2 separate regions of the Homo sapiens genome follow, and region 2 is linked to region 1. Evidence: chromatin contacts called from ENCODE Hi-C or POLR2A ChIA-PET data. All regions are on one chromosome and are shown on one strand. Each heading gives the region's core, a stretch centred on a gene start or an enhancer-like site at or near the end of the contact. The rest is flanking DNA. Distances are from core to core; before and after follow the strand shown.

The links. A loop is a pair of places that touch in the nucleus more often than their neighbours do. ChIA-PET counts read pairs that join two places held with the same protein, here RNA polymerase II (POLR2A). Pooled maps may share reads with other maps.
Region 2: a pooled map shows a loop between it and region 1 (2.1-fold over the local background). The contact joins two enhancer-like sites. A Hi-C loop is called at or near these places in 2 of 37 single-sample maps with no recorded cell type and 5 of 50 pooled maps. POLR2A ChIA-PET finds 5 or more read pairs at or near these places in 1 of 52 experiments (activated T-cell).

Annotation. Positions count from the first base shown.
Region 1 is chr1:39,394,505-39,400,038 of GRCh38, forward strand. The region is part of intron 58 of MACF1 (microtubule actin crosslinking factor 1); the gene reads left to right. Among named protein-coding and RNA genes, the nearest start is that of BMP8A, 94 kb to the right of the region's middle. Within about 2 kb of position 4,232, at least 33 of the 41 ENCODE cell types and tissues checked have a DNase peak (open chromatin) inside an H3K27ac peak, as active enhancers do.
Region 2 is chr1:39,650,834-39,656,170 of GRCh38, forward strand. It overlaps NT5C1A (5'-nucleotidase, cytosolic IA), which reads right to left. Exons shown (of 6, transcript NM_032526.3): 6 at 396-5,337. Among named protein-coding and RNA genes, the nearest start is that of HEYL, 14 kb to the left of the region's middle. Within about 2 kb of position 1,376, at least 8 of the 41 ENCODE cell types and tissues checked have a DNase peak (open chromatin) inside an H3K27ac peak, as active enhancers do.

The sequences.
Region 1 (5,534 bases), core at 2,982-5,481:
TCAGCTGTTTGGGGAGGCTGAGGCAGGAGAATGGCTTGGACCTGGGAGGCAGAAGTTGCAGTGAGCCGAGATCGCACCACTGCACTCCAGCCTGGGTGTCAGAAAGAGACTCCGTCTCCAAAAAAAGAAAAAGAAAAGCCCTGGAAGACAGGGCCCAGCATGGAGTTGAAAGACTGCCAGTTTACTCCTTCCTTTCAAATGATTACAAGGACAGTATCAGCTCATGTACGTTTTTGGCAGTTAGTACACCTGCCTGAGAGTGAGTCACTGGAGGATAGAGCAAATGAGGTTAGCGTTATCTACCTGCCCTTGGAGAGACAGGAAATCACACTTGGTATGACCTGTCTGTCACCTGGAGGTTTAGGTTTCCCCAGCTTTACCAAGATGAGTGGGTATCCTCTATCCCTGCCAACCCCCACCTTGTGCTGACCCTTCCTTGGCCTGTCTTGGTTTTTTCCTTTCTTCCTTAAACAAAGCTACTCCAAATAGGAACTAGGGTCCAAGGAAATAAAGACAGTATCCTAAAATGGATTTCTCAATTTCGGCACTATTGACATTTTTTGGGGGTGGGTGGGGAGGAAAGGGGCAGCCACTCACGCCACCACCTCTGCCTGCCACTATCAACATTTTGGACTGGATAATTCTTTGTTGTGAGAAGCTGTCCTGTGCATTGTAGGCTGTTTAGCAGCATTTCTGACCTAGTAACTTCCCAGTTGTACAACTAAAAATGTCTCCCTGGAAGGCAGAATTACCCTCTGTTGAGAACTATAGCCCTGGAAGAAATTGCCACCTATACATGGGAAACTTAGAATTCAGGTGGAATAGGTTACTAGTTAAATATTTATGTAACAAGCAGCCTTCTGATAATCTGATTATGACTGTGTGTAGTGGCAACAACCACTTCTAAGTCAGCTTTCCTTTAAGCCAGGCTCTGGATTCTTTATTTTTGCTGGCCTTAATCTGTGTCTGGCTTAACACCTCCTGGTCACTTTCCCTGGCTGGAATTTACGTACAGTTGTCAGTTGTTGATGCAGGTGTTTGGTTGATGATGCATTGCCAAAGAGAAGAGGAACTTCCTTTGTGGACATACTTCAGGGAGCTTCCTTGTTCTGTGCCTTTAAGGGGAGACTACAGTCTCTCAGTTGTTCTCCACAGCCAACCAAGAGTTTGGCTGCTGATATTTATAACCCTTATGTGACCACCCCCACCTCCCCACCCCACAAAGAATTCCAATGCTCTGTAATAATCCTCTCCACCCCCACCATAGCAACTGGATGTGGAGAAGGTGAAGGAGCCTTTAAGGCCTTTAAGTTTGCTTCATGTTGAACCTTTTCCAGCTCCCTTTTAAAATATTGCCAGTTGTATTTTAAATATCAGTGTCACAAGCAAAATCCCAGGCTTGCAGCCACTGCATCATCTTAAAGGAGCCTCATGCCCCAGTGAAGGTAGTAAAATTGAATGGAAGGTAGTAAAATCATCAAGAAAGGATTGATAGATTTTACAAAAATCTGTCTGGAAATTTGATAGCAAGGTGAGATTTTAAAGCAACAAACAGGCTAGGCGCAGTGGCTCATGCCTGTAATCCCAGCATTTTGGGAGGCTGAGGCAGGTGGATCACGCTGTCAGGAGATCGAGACCATTCTGGCCAACATGGTGAAACCCCATCTTAGCCGGGCATGGTGGCATGCGCCTGTAGTCCCAGCTACACAGGAGGCTGAGGCAGGAGAATCGCTTGAACCCAGGAGGTGGAGGTTGCAGTGAGCCGACATCGCGCCACTGCACTCCAACCTGGGTGACAGAGCGAGACTCCATCTCAAAAAAAAAAAAAAAAGCAACAAACAAATATATCTGTAACCAAAGAAAAGGACTGAGCAGTTGGATTTGAGTTTACTAAAATTCTTCACATACAGTATCAGTATGTAGCATTCACAACTAAGATTTATCATTTGTATAAGAAGGAAGAAATATATTTCCAGAAAAACTAGAATGTATCCTGTGCAGAACTTGTATGTATTGATCGTTTAGTAGTTGATTAGTAAACATGGTTAAGATAAGCACAGACTTGCAGAAAAGGACTGATCCTCACTGTGCCTAGAAATGAATGGTAAATGGTCTCAGCCTTAGGCTGGTTCTGGAGCTTCAGAAAAATATCCTGGGCACTTTCAAGCTCGCTAATAAGCTATGAGCTTCTAGGAAGTACGATGAGTTTCTTTGAAGGGCCGTTTATTGTTAGAGTTGCTGGTTTACTAGGAATAAAATGACTTCCACAGGGAGTTGTGTCAGGTCACTGCACCAAACCATCACTGTAAAGGGCTGTCTCCTGCTGAATGGATTCTTCACAAGTCTCAGCTGTCCCAGTTGGAAAAACCCAGCTATGGGTAGAATGTGCACCCTCCCTACTTTGCCACCACTAAGTGCTTTTCAACTACGAGTCTCTCTTATTGACTATAGAAGGTTAATGGAATACACTTACTCTCTAGGACGTCATAAACTATTTTTCTACCACCAGTCATGTCATTTGAAATATGGATCTTTGCTACACATGGTGATGGTTCATGGATGGAGGTTAAAAGGAAGTGATTCCATATTCCTTTTAACCCATCCTTACTGGGCAGTTGCTCTGTGCTAGTCCTTGTGGTGGGTACTGGAGTCTCAGATAGTCTCTAGTTAACAGTGTACAGATGTGCCTTGACTTACAGTGAAATTATGTCTGGAAAAACCCATCATAACTCGAAACTATTGTAAGTCAGAAATGCATTTAATGTACCTACTGACAGCCGGGTATGGTGGCTCATGCCTGTCATCTCAGCACTTTGGGAGGCCGAGGTGGGTGGATCACCTGAGGTCAGAAGTTCAAGACCAGCCTGGTCAACATGGTGAAACCCGGTCTCTACTAAATATACAAAAATTAGCCGGGCGTGGTGGCGAGCGCCTGTAATCCCAGCTACTCAGGAGGCTGAGGCAGGAGAATTGCTTGAACCCGGGAGGCAGAGGTTGCAGTGAGCTGAGATCATGCCATTGCGCTCCAGCCTGGGCAACGAGCGAAACTTCGTTCCAAAAAAAAAAAAAAGTAGCTACTGACCATCATAGCTCAGCTTAGCCTACCTTAAACATACTCAGACACTTACATTAGCCTACAGTTAGGCAAAATCATCTATCAGAAAGCCTATTTTATAATAAAGTGCTGACTCGCTCATGTAATTTATTGAATATTGTACTGAAATAGAGAAACTGAATGATTGGGTACTTGAAGTATGGTTTCTACTGAATGCATATCACTTTCACCATCATAAAGTTGAAAAATCTTCAGTTGAACCATTGTTAAGTCAGAGACCATCTATAGTAAGGGAAACAGATACAGAGAATTACAGTGGTACTGATGTAGTGGTAAATGCAGTAAGAAAGATCTGAGTCTAAATGATCTCTGAAAAAAACTCTAAATCAGACATTTAAAATCCTATTTTGCAGATAAGAAAACTTAAGACTTGAAGAGGTTAAAATAACTTGTTCGAGCCACATAGCAAGTAAATATTAGAGTTGGGATTGGGAAGGTCTGTTTGGCACCAAAGTTTATGCTACACCAGTGGTTGTCAACCAAGCATAGCTTTGCAGAGACTCCCACTCCCCGCCACTCCTTTTTTTTTTTTTTTTTTTAAACAGTTTCACTCCCATCACCCAGGCTAGAGTGCAGTGGCACAATCATGGCTCACTGCAGCCTCGACCTCCCAGTCTCAAGTGATCCTCCTGCCTCAGCCCCACAAGTAGCTGGAATTACAGGTGCATGCTGCCATTCCTGGCTAATTTTTGTATTTTTTGTAGAGATAGAGTTTCACCATGTTGCCAAGGCCGGCCTTGAACTCCTGAGCTCAAATGATCTGCCTACCTCAGCCTCTCAGAGTGCTGGTATTACAGGAATGAGCCACAGTGCCTGGCCCAGAGACATTTTTTATTGTTATGACTGGAAAAGCTGCTACTGGCATCTAGTAAGTGCTGCGAAACAACCTACAATACACAGGATGACGGCCCCTTACAATGAAAGAATTATTCAGCTTACTTCTAGAAAGCTAGGGAATTTGATTTTTGCCATCTTCAGATCCCATGACAAGTAAGAGTTAACTGATTAAATAGTTCCACTCGCTGGGGGTGCTTCTGTGGTTTTCCTCTCCTTTTAAGAAAATTAGTTAAGAAATAGTGTTGCTTCCGGGAGTGACTTACACAGATAGAGTCAGGATCTTGGGGAACTAATCTGAGTCAGCGACTGAAGAATTTTCTCTATGCCTGACCAGTCCCCACCCCACACTGCCACAAGGCTCCTGCTGTGGAAATCAATCAGCTGTGTATCTCAGGCTGCTTCCTGTAGGGTGTGTTATGGAATGGCATCAGCCCTTGCACCAGCTGGGAGTACTGATCTCAGTGTGATTTTATCAGACTATGTTTCTTTTGAGCCTTACTGTTTGGAACAAAGGACCCTCTGTTAAGAATGCAGAGAGCTGGTGTGATTGGATAGCTAGCATATACATACATGGTTCCTATGGGAAAAAAACAGACATAAATTATGCTATAGCCCTCTAAAATTTTCATCTCCAAAATGATTTCCTGACCTTCTGTCTGTATTCACAGTTCTTTCTGTAAGTGCTTATCCTTCCCCCAAAGCAATTCGAAGGCCATCTGATCTGATAAATGGTTGTATCCTTCAGAACTAGCCTATTTCTGTGTCTCCAGTCTTGGATGTATTTGATCCCCACTATCTTTCCAGTGTTATTTCCTATATAGACCATACACTACATCCAGTTACCCCAGACACTCCTTATACATTTTAGGTATTTGATTTCTGAAGTCATAGCTCAAGTCCACTTCTTTATAAAGCTTTTTTTTTTTTTTTTTTTTTGAGATGGATTCTGGCTCTGTCACCCAGGCTGGAGTGCAGTGGTGCGATCTCGGCTCACTGCAATTTCTGACTCCCAGGTTCAAGCGATTCTCTTGCCTCAGCCTCCCAAGTATCTGGGATTACAGGCACGCACCATCTTGCCTGGCTAATTTTTTTGTATTTTTAGTAGAGACAGGGTTTCGCCACGTTGGCCAGGCTGGTCTCGAACTCCTGACCTCAGGTGATCCACCCACCTCGGCCTCCCAAAGTGCTGGGATTATAGGCGTGAGCCACCATGCCCGGCCTTATAAAGGCTTTTGATCTCCCCAGCTCACTACTCCTGATCTCTTAATCATTTACAATGTATAACTCACTTGGCTTTTATCACATACCACCTAATTTTGACATTTTCTGATTATATCCATTTGTCCTATCCCCTCAGTTAATTCACTTTTGTGTCCCTTAATGTAGTTAGCATATTGGTATATACACAGTTGGAGATGAGACAATATTTGACTGACTGGATGAACATTCTTTATTTCTCATAAGCCATGTGAGCTCTAGGATTCAAAATGCTATCTACTCTGCAAGACTTGAGGTATATATCCTTGTGTGTCCTGAAGAAATTCTAATCTTAGCCTGATTTCCTCAGTTCTCCATCTTTCTT
Region 2 (5,337 bases), core at 126-2,625, 250 kb after region 1:
TGGGGTGTAGGAAGACCCTGGGGTGCAGGAAGAAGAATGATGTGAGGGCTGGAGTCTGAGTTATCCCCTTCTTCCTTCATCTCACATCCTTTCTCATCTTCTCTTCCTCCCTCTCCATCCCCACCCTTGGTAGTTCCAGATGGGAACACCGAGTCCATGTGAGGAGCCCTGTTGGGGGAAGCTTGCCTTCTGATGCTCTCAGGCTGCTGTCCATTGCGGAATCTCCCCTCAGGGTGGTCTTCATGTGCTGGGACAGATTCTACAGAAAGATCCCAGCACTAGTGGATGAATCGGGTCCCAGGCCTCTTCATTACCTACGTCACCATTAGCATTTCATGAGGGGCCATATGCCAGTTTGTGAATACAATTGTGGGGAAAAAACAAGACAACGTAAGTTAATTAAAACCCTCTCCATTTATTTGAATGGCTTTTAAGAAGCAGAAGCACATGTGGTAAAATTAAGGTATAGGACATGCATGAGAAGTGACAGGGACCCACACTGGCAAGCACTCAGCACCCTTTATCATGTGACCAGGTAAATGTTACAAAGAGCCAGACAGGTCTGGATCGATGGGGTGTGCTACTAGTAGGCCAAAGAGGGCAAAGCTGGGAGAAGTACAAGCAGTCTTATTCCCAGACAAGGGAAGTCACAAAGACGAAGAAACACATGCTCTAACCATTTACGGAGGCACTTAGGTTTATCATAACAAGCAACCCAGAGAGGTTGGGTGATGAGGAAGACTGAGGCAGCAAATGCTATCAAAGCAAAGGGCTTCTGACAGGTAGATACAAGCACATTATGCACACAGGTTTCATTTTTCATCGTATTCTATATCGGAGGTTATTGAGATGCTCTTAAGTAGAAACCAGAAGTTAAGTATATGTGCGCTATTACATTAATAAAGAAGTTCGTAGGCCGAGTGTGGTGGCTCACGCCTGTAATCCCAGCACTTTGGGAGGCAGAGGCTGGTGGATCACCTGAGGTCAGGAGTTCGAGACCAGCCTGGCCAATATGGTGAAACCCCATCTCTACTAAAAATACAAAAAATTAGCTGGGCATGGTGGCGGGCACCTGTAATCCCAGCTACTCAGGAAGCTGAGGCAGGAGAATTGCTTGACCCCAGGAGGCGGAGGTTGCAGTGAGCCAAGATTGTGCCACTGCACTCCAGCCTGAGTGACAGAGCAAGACTCCGTCTCAAAAAAAAAAAAAAAAAAAAAAAAAAAAAAAAAAAAAGAAGTTTGTACATACGCAGTTTTGAACACACAAAGGCTGAGCTAGGTCATCTCTGAGGTCTCTTAAATATCCATCACTGAGAATCTGAGTGTAATATCCTCAGACTCTCAGTGACTTGGGTCTTAAAAACCCAAGTCTCTGGGCCTGGGCCAGCGGATGCAAACTGGAGATTCAAGGGCCGGATCTCGCCTACAGAATATGTTTTATTTGGCCCAGATGGTGTTTTCTAAATTCAAAATAGTTGCCAACATTTAAAAGTCCAGATTCCCAGCTTCTCTTCAAAAATGGGGCGGACTATCCGGCAACCTCAGGCCACATTCCCATGTGGCAGCAACCATGGCAGACCACAGTGTTCTCCATTCTCAGTGAAGAACTGGCTTAATCCTCTCCACTCATTTATGTTTCCTGCCTCGCCCCTGTAGGCATTGGGGTTTGTGACCCTGGCCCAGGCATCCAGTCTAGGGTGACCTCAGTGATTTTCTTGGTGGCTTCTTGGTGGCAGTTAGCTACAAGACTAGCCTTGAGGCCTTTACCCTAATTCCGTGGCAGATGGCCATGAAGGCATATATTCACCCACAGGCCAGGAGTGTGGGAGTCAGTGACCCCAGTCTTCACAGCTTTGGTTTGCCTTACAGAGGCTTTCACTTTGCAAAGATGAGTAACTGAAAAGTTCCCAGCCACATTTCACTTTTATAAATGGAATTCCAAAGGCCTCTAGGGGATGGCCCATCAGGGAGATACTTCCCAATTAAGGTCAATGGTAAGTCACTTCTGGGCCACATTAGAACACTCAAGCAGAGGCAGGAATCTTTGCCTAGGTTGGGCAGGGCTGGTAGTGGGGAGGGAAGGCAACTTTCGTAGCCATGGCCATGAGATGACCAGGGCATCTGTATACAGTTGGCAGGTTGTGCAGGTGTCTAATAGGTACTACCCATGTCACAATACCAATGGCGCCCTCTAGATTTTTGCAGTGCACAATCTGCCCAACTGGACACGTTGGCCTTGGCACTGTTAGGGGGAGGGAAGAAACAAATGGAGATGATGAGGCAGGTATAGTCAAAAGGATTGCCCTTACACAGATTCTACCACTTCCTTCCCAAGGCTCAGGAGTAGGGGTAGGAGGCAGAGGGTTAGGAGCCAAGACTTTCTTGGCCAGAGGTTGGGGGCTGGTCTCGGTGGCCCCCAAGCTGCACATACGCAAATGCCCATGTTATGATGGAAATGGGTACAACTATCCTAGGGCTGGCCATCAGTATGTGGGTCCCAGGACACTCAGTTAACAGAGATAACCATCTGTACACATAGTGAGTACACACACACACACAGAGTCATTGGCTGAGATATCTGGCCCATTACACACACCCACATAAATACACGTACGTGTACGATTTTTATCCTGTTGCACAAACTTAATATGTGTGCATCCATACACACAATCACAGTAATTGCCGGCAAGAGCAATCGGCTCGTCACTCGGGCATATTTAGCAAACATTTCCAGAGCACCTGAAGTCCTTTTTGGCTGGCTAGAGCTAACCGTGGGGAGAGTCCAGCGCAGCACTAAGTCAGTGGGAGAGAAAAGTAAATCAGTGGGTAGAATCACTTGACTACTGCCAGCAGCTGCGTGCCGGCCTGCAGTGCCACCTACTGGCAGAAAGGAGGTGGTTTTGTGTTTTGCTTTAAGACTAGATAAAACCCGTGATCTGGGAAGCCGCCAGCCACACGATGCTATTCATCCACCTCCTTGTGTTCTACCCAAGTCAGGTGAGGCTCTGACATCCTCAGAGTTGCATCATATCCTCAGAGGATGAACATTCTGGGCCTTGCATGCCTCTTGGATAGCAAAACCCAACACCAATAGGGATGGCAAAATAGGTTTCATCTTTCACACCAGCTCCAGCCCGCTGGTAGTGGCTGCCTGGAATGCTGGATAGAGAAAGATTCTGAGACCCAGTCTGGGCTTAGTGGAGAAGAGTATCATGATGGCATAGCGACAGCAATGATGGCTGTAGATGGGGCGTCTTCCATACTGTCTGTTCTTGCAGTGGATCCTGGAAGCCTGGTAAATCTCTAAATTTGCAGAGTCCTAGAATTCTCCTGATCCACAATTCCATTATGAGGGGTATTTGTGTTTATTGCTCACGTGCCTTCATGCCACAAGAAACTGCCATTCCAGCTGTTACAGGAGTTTTCTCTCTCACTTGATCAGTAACTTCTGAACCGGCTAAAGTCCTCACGGGACCCTCTTCACGACGGACTTGTTCTTGCTTTCACAGAAAGTACATGGATGACCTTGTTGGCTCGGAGCTGCTGAAATCAACACTGGGCACTTCAATCTATCCAAAACTCATGTTTAGCTAATGCGCATCCACCTACTAGGCTGATCATTGCCTAAGAGGCCCCATGAGGAAATGAGTCGGGAATACAAAGCCATGCTGGACAGCCAGCTGGGCTCATCCCCAGCCAAGGGCCCTGCTCCTGCCCTCTCACTCATCAGCTTGGGAGAGCACATTCAAGTCAAATCAGTGCATCAACAAAACTGCAAATTACCATGAGCCATGGGTCGCTTGAAAATAGTCAAAACTTGGAATCTTCAGATGGGCATGGAGCCCCATGTCCCTTCCCTTTGGCAGTGGAGCCAGCCTCCGCCCACAGATGCATAGGTGGATGTGACCTGGCTCATCCCACTGAGGCATCAGCCAGGCTGTCTGCCTTGGCCCAGGGGTCCGCACATTTTTCTGTAAAGGGCCAGATAATAAATATTTTTGGCTTGCAGCCTCTGTTGCAACAATTCAACTCTGCTGTTGCAGTGTGAAATCAGCCATAAACATATGTAAACAAATGGGCATGGCTATGTTCTAATCAAAGTTTCTTTTATCTTTTTTTTTTTCTTTGAGACGGAGTCTCACCCTGATGCCAGGCTGGAGTGCAGTGGCGTGATCTCGGTTCACTGCAACCTCCGCCTTCCGGGTTCAAGTGATCCTCCTGCCTCAGCCTCCCGAGTAGCTGGGACTACAGGCGTGCACCACCACGCCCAGCTAATTTTTGTATTTTTAGTAGAGACGGGGTTTCATCATGTTGGGCAGGATGGTCTCGATCTCCTGACCTTGTGATCCACCCGCCTTGGCCTCCCAAAGTGCTGGGATTACAGGCATGAGCCACTGTGCCTGGCCCCAGTCAAAGTTTCTTTACAAAAACAGGTGATGGGTCAGATTTGGCCCGTGGGCCCAGAGTTTGCCAAACTCTGCATTAGCCCAAAACAGGGGCCTTCACACTGGGTTTCTCAAAACTTGGGATTGTTTGGAAGTGCTTCTGGGGGTTCACAAACGTTTGGCTCTAATTTAAATTATTTGTAGGTGTTTAGGAAGCTATAATAAAAGCATGCACTCAAATGTATTCCAGCATTTCACCATGCAGGAAATCAACATATTAACTGTCAGGTAAGTAAACTCCTTTAGTGAAGACCTCAGAATGGAGCTTCTCTGGCTATCTCCATGCATATGTATGAGCAGTATGACAAAATGGTTGAAAACCTGGGTCCTAGAATCAGATGGACATGAGTTTGAGTCCCAGCACTGCCACTTACTAGCTCTATGGCTTTGGACAAGTTACTTTGCCTCCCTAAACCAGCATGGCCAGGACACCACAAAACAGAGTAGACACTGGCCATAGTGCCGCTGCAGCCTCCTAGAGGCTGCATTGTGGGAAAATGGAGCGCTCACAGTGGAAAGGTCAGCTGAGGCCACGAGGAGACATTCAGGGGACTCAGCGCAGCATTATCTACCAACTGCTATGGAGGTATTTCAAGTTTTAGTCATCAGTTTGGCTGTACTGGTGCACACCAATTGAGTGTCATTATAATGCCAAATCCATCTTGGCTTTGAACTTCTTGCTAGTTTCTATTTTTTTCTGGCACATTCTGATATATCCCCACTACTCTGATTGGGCTCTCAGATAGGAGAGGGGGATGTTTTGCAACTGGCTGAGCAGTCTCAGTGCTTAGTAACAGGGCTTCCATTTTTCTGCTAAGCAGCAGTCCCATTGGCTCTGGGATTTTGCTGGCAGGCATCTCCTGGAACCAGTGTTCTGCAGGGCTTGTTGGGG